Linked DNA regions of Homo sapiens: region 2 is linked to region 1. The links are chromatin loops, found by intact Hi-C in ENCODE. Cell type or tissue: Calu3. All regions are shown on one strand. Each heading gives the region's core, and the rest is flanking DNA. Links, peaks and the distances in the headings are about the cores only.

Region 1 (6,559 bases), core at 1,293-5,292:
TTTCTCATCATATGTACTTTTATTATTTTCTTTCCATCGCAGTGGATAAGTTATTATTTCTGAAAGATCAAGATTGGAATGACTTTTTGCAACAAGTGTGCTCGCAGATCGACTCCACTGAGAAGAGCATGGGGGCCTCCCGAGCCAAGCTGAATCTCCTTTGCTATTTGTGCGTGGTGGCTGGTCACCAGGAGGTGGCCACCAGGCTCCTCCATTCCCCCCTGGTAAGCCTGTGTGACATGCCTTATGCATTTTAATTTGTGTTTTTATAGAGGCTCAAACAAGTGCTAAAATAACAATTTGATTTAACTACCACAAAAAAACTGATTTATCACGATTTTAGGTTTATGAAAATTATCCTCTGCTTAATCCTTAGGTCCTAAAGTAGATGACAGTAGATGGTGATTTTGAACTTATTTTGTTTGTTTGTTTGTAATACTCAGGTTTCCATTTTATGTTAACTTGTAAGATTTAAAAAAAAATCTGAAATCAGGCTGGGCGTAGTGGCTCATGCCTGTAATCCCAGCACTTTGGGAGGCCAAGGTGGGTGGATCACCTGAGGTCAGGAGTTCGAAACCAGCCTGGCCAACATGGTGAAACCCTGTCTCTACTAAAAGTACAAAATTAGCTGGGTGTGGCAGTGCACTCCTGTAATCCCAGCTACTTGGGAGGCTGAGGCAGGAGAATCACTTGAACCCGGGAGGCAGAGGTTGCAGTGAGCTGAGATCGCACCACAGCACTCCAGCCTGGGCAAAAAAAGTGAAACTCCATCTCAAAAAATAAAAATAAAAAAAAAGTGATATCATAAGACAGACCTTTTACCTTCTCATTAGTGACTGGAATGAACTCCCCATGTGGAATGGGTCGGGGGTGTCGGTTCCTTTACTGGGTCATCTGGTAAACTGCAGGGTTTCTGATGTGACATTGAAGGAAGACATCAATCCTCTAAGACATTTTTTTCCTCTTCCCCTGGGAATATTACTTTTTGGACTGTCTTGGTCTGTTGGTAAGCTCAAGGGAATTTGTCAGAGTTTTTTTGGTTTTTGTTTCTTTTGGCTCATGTTTAAGCATCGATTGGCAGAGTTTTTGAAGTCATCCTCAGAGAGGAATTACAGTGGTTCGGAGGTGTTTTCTATAGTGGTCCCTCATTTGGGAATTGGCTTGAAAAAATTTAAGTTCATTTGCTTCCAGGATAGTATTAAGGTTACTTTTTTTGATAGTTGGTGTGTGTCTATCAGGTAAGGGCAGTCATTTAGCGAATATAAAGTGGTAGGAGAAACTAAAAATACTGTTCTTAGTTTTTATTTTAATCTTATTCGTATACTAGTGCCTTTGTAATTTAGTAAATACCATTTTTGGTGTACAGTGTAAATTTCCTTTGTATAAAGTCCTGAGCTGTTAACTTTGCTGTCATTTTCTGTGTTTTGTGACTTAAACATTTTAATTTTTTCTTTTCTTTACACTTAAATTTCTTATTCTAGTTCCAATTGCTAATCCAGCATTTGCGGATAGCTCCAAACTGGGATATGTAAGTAACGTTTATATTTTAAAAATTATTTTTCATGACTTTATTAAGTAGTTACAGAGCACATATTTATCAAAAGCAGAGTCCTAAATAATTATCATAAATTATTCTGATGTAATGATGACTCTACTCATAGGCAATTTTTATGGGCATTCCAATGATAAATTTTAGAATATTAAAAATAGCCCTTCTCCTAATATTACAAATACAATTCTGGGATTATCTAAGGTACTCCTGGAAACTTTATTAACTGTTATTGTTTTTTTATTTTCTTAGAGACAAGGTCTCTCACTATGTTGCACAGGCTGGTTTTGAACTCCTGGGCTCAAGTGATTCTCCCATCTCTGACTCCCAAAGTGTTAGGATTACAGGTGTGAGCCACTGTGCCTGGCTAACTGTTACTGTTTTGAGTATTGATTATAAAATACTTAAACCCTGATCCCTGTGTATTAATTTAGTTATACTTCCTCGAAGTTTCCCTTGGCCACCCTTATCTTTCCCTCATGTAGCACATAGCTTCCCTAGATGTTATTTACAATCTAATGGGATTATGATTTATAAACTCCCGATGGAAGGAAGTGTCCTTGCTTTTTACAGAAGCAACATACCAGGTGGAGAGCACAGTAGATCAAGTGTTAGAAGGCTCTGGGTTCTGTTTGCCAATAAGACTTGGCCAAATGATTATCTTTTTCTCAATCTCTGCTTCCTGGGGACTGTGGGTGGGACAAGGAAATGGCATAGGTTTAGGATTCAGACAGACCTGGGTGTGGATCAAAGATCAGCTTTCTGGGCCAAGTACTTTAATTGCTGAGCCTCAGTTTCCTCATCTGTAAAATTGGGATGGGATAACTGCTTCATAGATTTTTGGTAATTATTCAACTTTGAATGAGGTAAATATATGAGATACCTTGTATAGTGCCTGATTCTTAGTGGGTATTTCATTTACAATGGGGTTGGGGTTGTAGAAGTTGTAGTTATTATCATCAAGCTTGCTTATCTCATGATTGTTAGGACAGGCACATGAAAAAATGGAGGCGAAAGGATTTTGTGGATTGTGGCACTGGTATGATAATAATTATTCTTCTATGTTGGTGAAATATGGGTGAACCAATAGAAGTTTAGAAAATGCTTAATAATAAGGGTAGTTCTTACTATACATCTTCTAATGTTACTCTCCCAAAGTAAAATCTGGTAATAAAAAGTAGGATTTTTAGGTAATGGTTGAGTATTTAATACTTTGAGAAGGCTCATGGTATGCTCATTAAAAATGAATCAATGAAATACTTATTTAAACACCTTTATTTAAAATGTGTTATATCCTTGAATGGGGTGCCCCCTGCTGACATTTTAAAACAGACATTCCAGATCATTTCCAAGTACAGTCATCCTTCTGTATCAGCCCGGAGATTGGTTTTAGTATCCCCTTGGATACCAAAATTCACACATACTGTTTTTTTCCCCCACTTTTAAAAATTGAAGTTTGATTGTAAAACAGTTTTAATTTGAATAAAGTGATACTGAGGTAGACAAGTTCTCTGGTAGGAATCCTCTTTTATTCTTTCTCCATTCAAAGCCACTTCCAGCGACGTTTTCTCTGACCTCAGGTTATATTACCTTGACAGCATATGATAAAGGGTCCTTAACTTAGTCTGGGAGATAATTATTATTGACGTAGATATATTTATTCTTTAGTTTTGTTTTGTATATAAAAAATTAGAATCACATGATATAATTTTATGTTTGTTTTCCCCTGTAACATATATATTACGTATTGTAAATGTTATTATTAACATTTAAAAATAAAATACATAATACTTAAGATAAACTTTTTATATGTTGTGAATATCTGATCATTTTATTTACTATTTTTGGATAGTATTATAATGTTGTAAATAATATTTTGATGAACATTTTTGAGAATAAATCTTTGTGCCTGCTTTTTCTTTTTCTCTTTAGGGAAGATTTGTAGAATTAGAACAGATGGATAGAAGGCAGTAAATATTTTTGTGACTTCTGAAAAATTGCTGAAATACTCTTAAAAAAATTGTATCAATATATAATCCCAGTCAATGTGTTTAAAATGCCTTTTGTTAGAACTTCCAACATTGAGTATTTATCAAATTGTATATCCTTTTATCCTTGCCAGTCAACTTTGAGGTATAATTCACATATAGTAATAGTGTAATACTGTAATTTAAAAAATTTGTTAATTGTAAATTATGCATAATTTAAAATATTCCATTTTAGCCATTTTTATGTATATAATGGCATTTAGTTCATTCTCATTGTTGTATAACCATCACCACTATTCATTTCCAAAACTTTTTCATCATCTTAAACAGAAGCTCTTTACCCATTAAACAGTAACTTCCCCTTTCCTTCCCCAGTCCTGGTAACCTATACTCTACTTATTCTATCTTTGTGAATTTGCTTATGGTGAGTACCTCATATTGCTACTGAAATATCAAGGGGTTTGGTTTAAGTCCTGTTGCTCACAGCACAGAAAGCCAATCACGGAGACAATGAGTGTTGCTAGGGAAGAAGGCTTCAATTGGGTGCTGCAGCTAAGGAGATGGGAGATCAGTCTCAAATTTGTCTCCTCAACTGACTAAAACCAGGGATGTATTTAGCAGGGAAGAAATATAACCATGTATGGGAAAACAGGAATCAAGGAAGGGTGAGGAAGAGGAATTGGTCAACAGGAAGCAGGTAGTTGGTTAGGCAATTGTAATGGGTGAGGGGGTCTGGTGTCTTATGGTCCAGATATGGTGATTTGGTAAGTTTCAGTTCCTTGATAACTATCTGGGAGGCCTGATGGTTGGTTTCCCAAGAAAGGAACTCAGATAAGACAAATGTAACTTCCTCAAGTTTTAAGACTGGGAGGGTCAATTTCTACGTTTATTTTAAAAGACTGTAAACATCAGTTCTATAGGACAATTGGGCTGGTTTCATTTGCAAGGTTCATCCATGTTATAACTAACATGTGTCAGCATTTCATTCCTTTTTAAGGCTGAATAATATTCCGTTGTATGCATATACTACATTTTGTTTATCTTTTCATCTGTTGTTGGGCACTGGCTTGTTTATATCTTTTGGCTATTGTGAACAATGCTGCTGTGAACATTAGTGTTTTCTGTTTTTGTTTTTTGCTAACAGCTATCCTGATGGGTGTGAAGTAGTATCTTACAGTTTTGATTTGTATTTTGTGACTAGTGATGTTGAACATCTTTTCGTGTGATTGTTGGCTATTTGTATATCTTCTTTGGAGAAAGATCTAGTCAAGTCATTTGCCAATTTTTGAACTGAGTTTTATGTTGTTGAGTTGTAGGTATTTTTTATATATTCTAGATATTAACCCCTTGTCAGATAAATGATTGCAAATATCTTCTCTCATTACATAGGTTGCTTTTTACTGTGGCAAGTGCCTTTTTGAGATATGAATTTAGGAGGAATTTTTCTATTTTTCAAATAAGAGTTTTATACTTGAATAAGGTAAAGTAAATGCTCATCCATCATAAATTTTTTAATTAAAAACATAGTTTTCCTGTTTCTTTGCTGTAGTTCTTCTCTTGGTTGATTAGATTTTATCATTTGGTAGGTTTTTTTTTGTTTGTTTGAGACGGAGTCTCGCTCAGTCACTCAGGCTGGAGTGCAGTGGCACAATCTCAGCTCACTGCAACCTCTGCCTCCCGGGTTCAAGTGATTCTTCTGCTTCAGCCTCCCGAGTAGCTGGGATTATAGGCACCTGCCATCATGCCCGGCTAATTTTTGTATTTTTGTAGAGATGAGGTTTTACCGTGTTGGCCAGATGGTCTCCAACTCCTGATCTCAGGTGATCCACCTGCTCTGGCCTCCCAAAGTGCTGGGATTATAGGCATGAGCCACCGCGCCTGGCTGTTAGTATTTTTTGTTTGTTTTCAAGAAGGCCTCTCAGTGGCTTACCTCTGTGCCATGCTTTGGAGTTTGAGCTCTCTTCCTTGTACTAACTGTAGTTCTGTAGGACTTGTGGGTAAACCTTACCTTTTTTTTTTTTTTCCCTCTTCTGTGTGACTTGTTTGAGTTAGCTTTTCTTTTCATTTCAGGCCTGTAAATTTTACTAGATTGTCTCTAGGAATCTCTTTTTACTAATTTGCTCCTTCCTGCCTGCCTGCCTGCCTCCCTCCCTCCCTCCCTCCCTCCAGTCCCGTCTTGTCCCGTCCCTTCCTTCCCCGCTCCCGTCCCTTCCTTCCCCGCTCCCGTCCCTTCCTTCCCCGCTCCCGTCCCTTCCTTCCCCGCTCCCGTCCCTTCCTTCCCCCTCCCGTCCCTTCTTTCCCCGCTCCCATCCCTTCTTTCCCCCTCCTGTCCCTTCCTTCCCCCTCCCGTCCCTTCCTTCCCCGCTCCCGTCCCTTCCTTCCCCGCTCCCGTCCCTTCCTTCCCCCCTCCCGTCCCTTCTTTCCCCCTCCCGTCCCTTCCTTCCCCCCTCCCGTCCCTTCTTTCCCCCTCCCGTCCCTTCTTTCCCCCTCCCGTCCCTTCTTTCCCCCTCCCGTCCCTTCTTTCCCCCTCCCGTCCCTTCTTTCCCCCTCCCGTCCCTTCTTTCCCCGCTCCCGTCCCTTCTTTCCCCCTCCCGTCCCTTCTTTCCCCCTCCCGTCCCTTCCTTCCCCCTTCTGTCCCTTTCTTCCCCGCATCCCTTCCTTCCCCCCTTCCGTCCCTTCCTTCCCCCCTCCCATCCCTTCCTTCCCCCATCCCGTCCCTCCTGTCCCTCCTGTCCCTCCCGTCCCTCCCGTCCCTCCCGTCCCTCCTGTCCCTTCCTTCCCTCCCGTCCCTCCTGTCCCTTCCTTCCCTTCTTTTCTTTCTGTTTATTTTGAGACAGAGTCTTGCTCTGTCGCCCAGGCTGGAGTGCAGTGGCGCGATCTTGGCTCACTGCAACCTCCACCTCCCGGGTTCAAGGATTCTCCTGCCTCAGCCTCCCGAGTAGCTGGGATTACAGGTGTGCACCACCATGCCCAGCTAATTTTTGTATTTTTAGTAGAGATGGGTTTTCACCATGTTGGCCAG
Region 2 (4,000 bases), core at 1-4,000, 290 kb before region 1:
AGAGGCTGACTGAAAATTAGCACCTAGTCCAAGTGGTTTCAGGTGGATTTGGTTAAAACTGCAATACCAATGTTCACTTCTCTTTGGAAGTATAGTCTCCAAAAATCTAACTCAAGTCTACCTAATGTCTCTACTAGAACTAGTTCTCAGACTGAACACTCAGCAGTTGCTTCATCAGTGCTCCTCAGCTCACTACCTGACTACCTGGTCTGCATTGCCTTCATGCATCCAGGCTGCCAAGTTCCAACAAGCGCTGATATTTTGCATGCCTTCGCCACATTTTTTGTTGGTTTTTGATATGGAGTCTCGATCTGTCGCCCAGGCTGGAGTGCAGTGGCATGATCTCAGCTCACTGCAACCTCCGCTACCTAGGTTCTAGTGATTCTCCTGCCTCAGCCTCCCAAGTAGCTGGGACTACAGGCACACGCCACCTCGCCCAGCTAATTTTTGTATTTTTGGTAGAAATGGCGTTTCACCATGTAGGCCAGGCTAGTATCGGACTCCTGACCTCAAGTAATCTGCCCACCTCAGCCTCCCAAAGTGCTGGGATTACAGGCGTGAGCCACTGCGCCCGGCCTTTAGCCGCATTTTGTACGCACATTTCAATGCAAACAAATCAAGCACACAGCATAATAATGAAGATGGCTCAGGCATGGCAAGGGACTGCCAGAGCACCTGAAGGATGCGGAAGGCTTCCAGCACACAAACGGCCAGAAACCAACAGGAATTGGGAGACAGGAAGGGAAAGAGAAACAAGTAGAGCAATGAGCTCAACAATGAAGTCCTTTGTCCTACCTGTCACACCTCAAACCCTGCACCTAAGGGCTGCCTCGCCTCTTCTTGCCCCACTAAGGACAAACACTTCCCTGGTCTATACCAGAAATGTAATCTTTAGAGTAATTTTAAAGAACACTCTCTGCCAGAAGAAAAAGCAAGAAGTCACAGCAAATTGTATAAAAATATACTTAGAATAAGATCTAGTATCTGATAGCACAATAGGGTGGTTACAATTAACAATAATTTATTGCACATTGAAAAATACCTACAAGTATAATTGGAATGTTTGTAACACAAAGGAATGATACATGCTTGAAGTGATGATATCCCTTTCTTTCTCCACCCTCCACCTTTTTTTCCTTTTTCTTTTTTTTTTTTTTTTTTGAGACAGGTCTCACTCTATCGCCTAGGCCGGAGTGCAGTGGCACAATTACAGCTCACCATAGCCTCAAACTCCTGGGCTCAAGCAACCCTCCCACTTCACTTTCTGAGTAGCTAGGACCACAGGCATGCACCACCATGCCTATCTAATTTTTGGAATGCAGGTTTGGGCAAAGTTTTCCTCTTCTTCAGTTACAGCGTCTAACTTTTTGTAGAGACAGGGTCTCACTATGCTACCCAGGCTGGTCTCAAACTTCTGGCCTCAAGCAATCCTCCCACCTCAGCCTCCCAAAGTGTCTGGATTACAGGTGTGAGCCACGTTGCTCAGCCTGATACCCTATTTACCCTGATGTGATTATTATGCAGCATATGCCTTTATCAAAGTATCTCATGTACCCCATAAATATATATACCTACTATGTACTTAAAAAATTGAAAATAAAAAGTTACATTAAAAATATTTATAGATAAAATGAAAATTTAAACAGAAACGTTATTGTAGTGTCTCTAGTTTTTTCTCTTTAATTTTACTGAGGCAACAAGCTGGTTGGGTTTTTCTTTGAGAATTATAAGAATGAAAAAAACCTCCCATTTCTCTAGCCAAAATATGATTAATGTTTACTTCTAAAAACAAGAAAACAGGTTGGGCGTGGCAGCTTATGTCTGTAATCCCAACACTTTGGGAGCCCAAGGTGGGAGAATCAGGAGTTTGAGAAGGCCAGGAGTTTAAGACCAGCCTGGGCAACATAGTGAGACACCATCCCTACCAAAAAAAAAGGATAAAAACAAGAAAACAGCTAGAAGATGGCCACTGGATTAAACTACAATGAGAAAAAGAGACCACAAACAAGTAATTTAGGCCCTTGGAAATAAGGTATTAAAAGAACTAGTTCCTTTATTCCCCCAAGAAATGAGGCAAGGTAGAGCTCATTCTAACTGCCTGCTCCCTCTCCTCACTATGCTTTAAAAGCATAGACTTAAAAAAGACTGTAACTTGAGTCTCAGCCCCTTTTTACCAATGAACTCTTGCACTGACTGACACACCCACTAGAGATTCCAAACAGCCTGCCGCCTACACTTAGCAACTGACTCATCTCATTCACCAATTTCAGGATAAAAAGCATGACTAAGGGGCCAGTGGAATCACCCTCTCTGTAACCGAGGAGGAGGCAAGCTCTGCCCAAAGGTGCATTCCAGACAGCAGCAAGCCCAGGTGAGCCACAGCATCCTCTTCCCCTTAAAACCAGAAGCGAACTCTCCACGCTGGTGGAAGGCTGTGCTTTGGGATCCTGTGCGAATCCCCCATTTGCCTGCCTGTGGCAGGCATGGAAATCATAGCAAGAGAACAGAAGAAACAGAGCCAAAGCCCAGGAAAACCACCGCACAGTGCAACAGCCACATGACTGGGACAGTTAGACTTTAACCAGGACACCCTCCTAGTTCCAAGGAAAGGCAGTAACTCAGGCATGAATCTTATCAGGACAGGAACAGAATGGCATTAGACATGGAACACAAAGACATAAACAGACGCTGTTGCCATGAAGACCCTTTAAAAATAAAACAGGCTGGGTACGGTGGTTCATGCCTATAATCCCAGCACTTTGGGAGGTCAAGGTGAGAGAATTTTTTAATTTAAAAATGTGAGAGATTCAAATAAACAGTGGCTGTAGTTTGCTTCTAATTTTGTTTTGTTTTGTTTTATTTTTTGAGACAGAGTCTCGCTCTGGTGCCCAGGTGGAGTGCAGTGACATGATCTCGGTGCACGGCAATCTCCACCTCCAGAGCTCAAGCGATCCTCCTACCTCAGCCTCCCGAGTAGCTGGGATTACAGGCACAGGCCACCATACCTGGCTAATTTTTGTATTTTTTGTAGACACATGGTTTGGCCATGTTGGCAAGGCTGGTCTCAAACTCCTGTGCTCAAGTGATCTACCTGTCTTGGCCTCCCAAAGTGCTGGGATTTATAGGCATAAGACACTGCACCAGGCCAGGAGGACTGTTTGAGCCTCAGAGTTTAATATCAGCCTGGGCAATATAAGGAGATCCCGCCTCCACAAAAAATAAAAAATAAATTGTTCATCCAGCTGGATGAACAAAACAAACAGGACTATGGGGTGACTCCTATGCCTGGGGCTCAGCAAGGGCACAGACTACCTGGGGATGGAGTTGGGGCCATCTTCAAAGGTCCCCGGCAGGCCCTGCAGCACAAGACTGAGAAGCAGGAAAGAACCAACGCAGTTAAATGCCATAGAAGGCCAAGGGCGGGAGAGCAGGAGCCATGTCCCCAGTGACAGTGAAGGTTCAGGACAGTGAAGAGGAGGGTTCAGGACCTTGAGCAATGGGTGGCCTTGACTACACAGCGAGGAGCTTTACAGAAAGGGTGAGCGGGTCACAGAGGGCATGGACGGTGGCAGCTGCAAGGAAGAGTAAAGCAGAGAGAAGCTACAATCTCACTGCTGAGGCCCCAAGAGCTTGAGTGGTGGCCGCCTTGGAATAAAAATAAAGGTACAGATTAGGACCCCTCTCAGAAGACTCAATGACCCGAACGGGGTGATGAGCGGGTGCCGGAAGCACTTTGTAAGATCTGGAGAGCACTGTTGGGGGAAACAGATGCAGCAGAAAGGGGTCAGTGATTAACCATTTTCAAAAGTCGGTGGTGCCAACCAAGGCAGCCTGCCACGTGGCTAACACCAAAGACAGCTGCAACTGGAGTGACACCCAAAGGCTGAAGGTCGGTCCCCCAAAATACCGCCCTTGACACCCTGTCACATAGCCAAAAACCCTGACATCACTTCTGGGGAGCTGATGAGTTTGTGACTTCCCCACGTCAGAGGATCAAACA

The links. Peaks named below come from ENCODE experiments on the same cell type or tissue, not always from the same donor. Only the 100,000 strongest peaks of a DNase experiment are listed, where the experiment ranks them.
Region 2: it touches region 1 in a loop (6-fold over the local background); 81 of 110 quality-filtered maps call a loop at or near these places.

The regions. Positions count from the first base shown.
Region 1 is chr3:41,890,487-41,897,045 of GRCh38, reverse strand. ULK4 (unc-51 like kinase 4) reads left to right here. Exons shown (of 37, transcript NM_017886.4): 15 at 43-224; 16 at 1,482-1,528. Among named protein-coding and RNA genes, the nearest start is that of ULK4, 68 kb to the left of the region's middle. In Calu3, for the core only: no CTCF peak of the experiment used is centred there; a DNase peak (open chromatin) is centred at 2,875.
Region 2 is chr3:42,177,839-42,181,838 of GRCh38, reverse strand. All of the region lies in intron 3 of TRAK1 (trafficking kinesin protein 1), which reads right to left. Among named protein-coding and RNA genes, the nearest start is that of CCK, 86 kb to the left of the region's middle. In Calu3, for the core only: no CTCF peak of the experiment used is centred there; DNase peaks (open chromatin) are centred at 259, 698 and 2,288.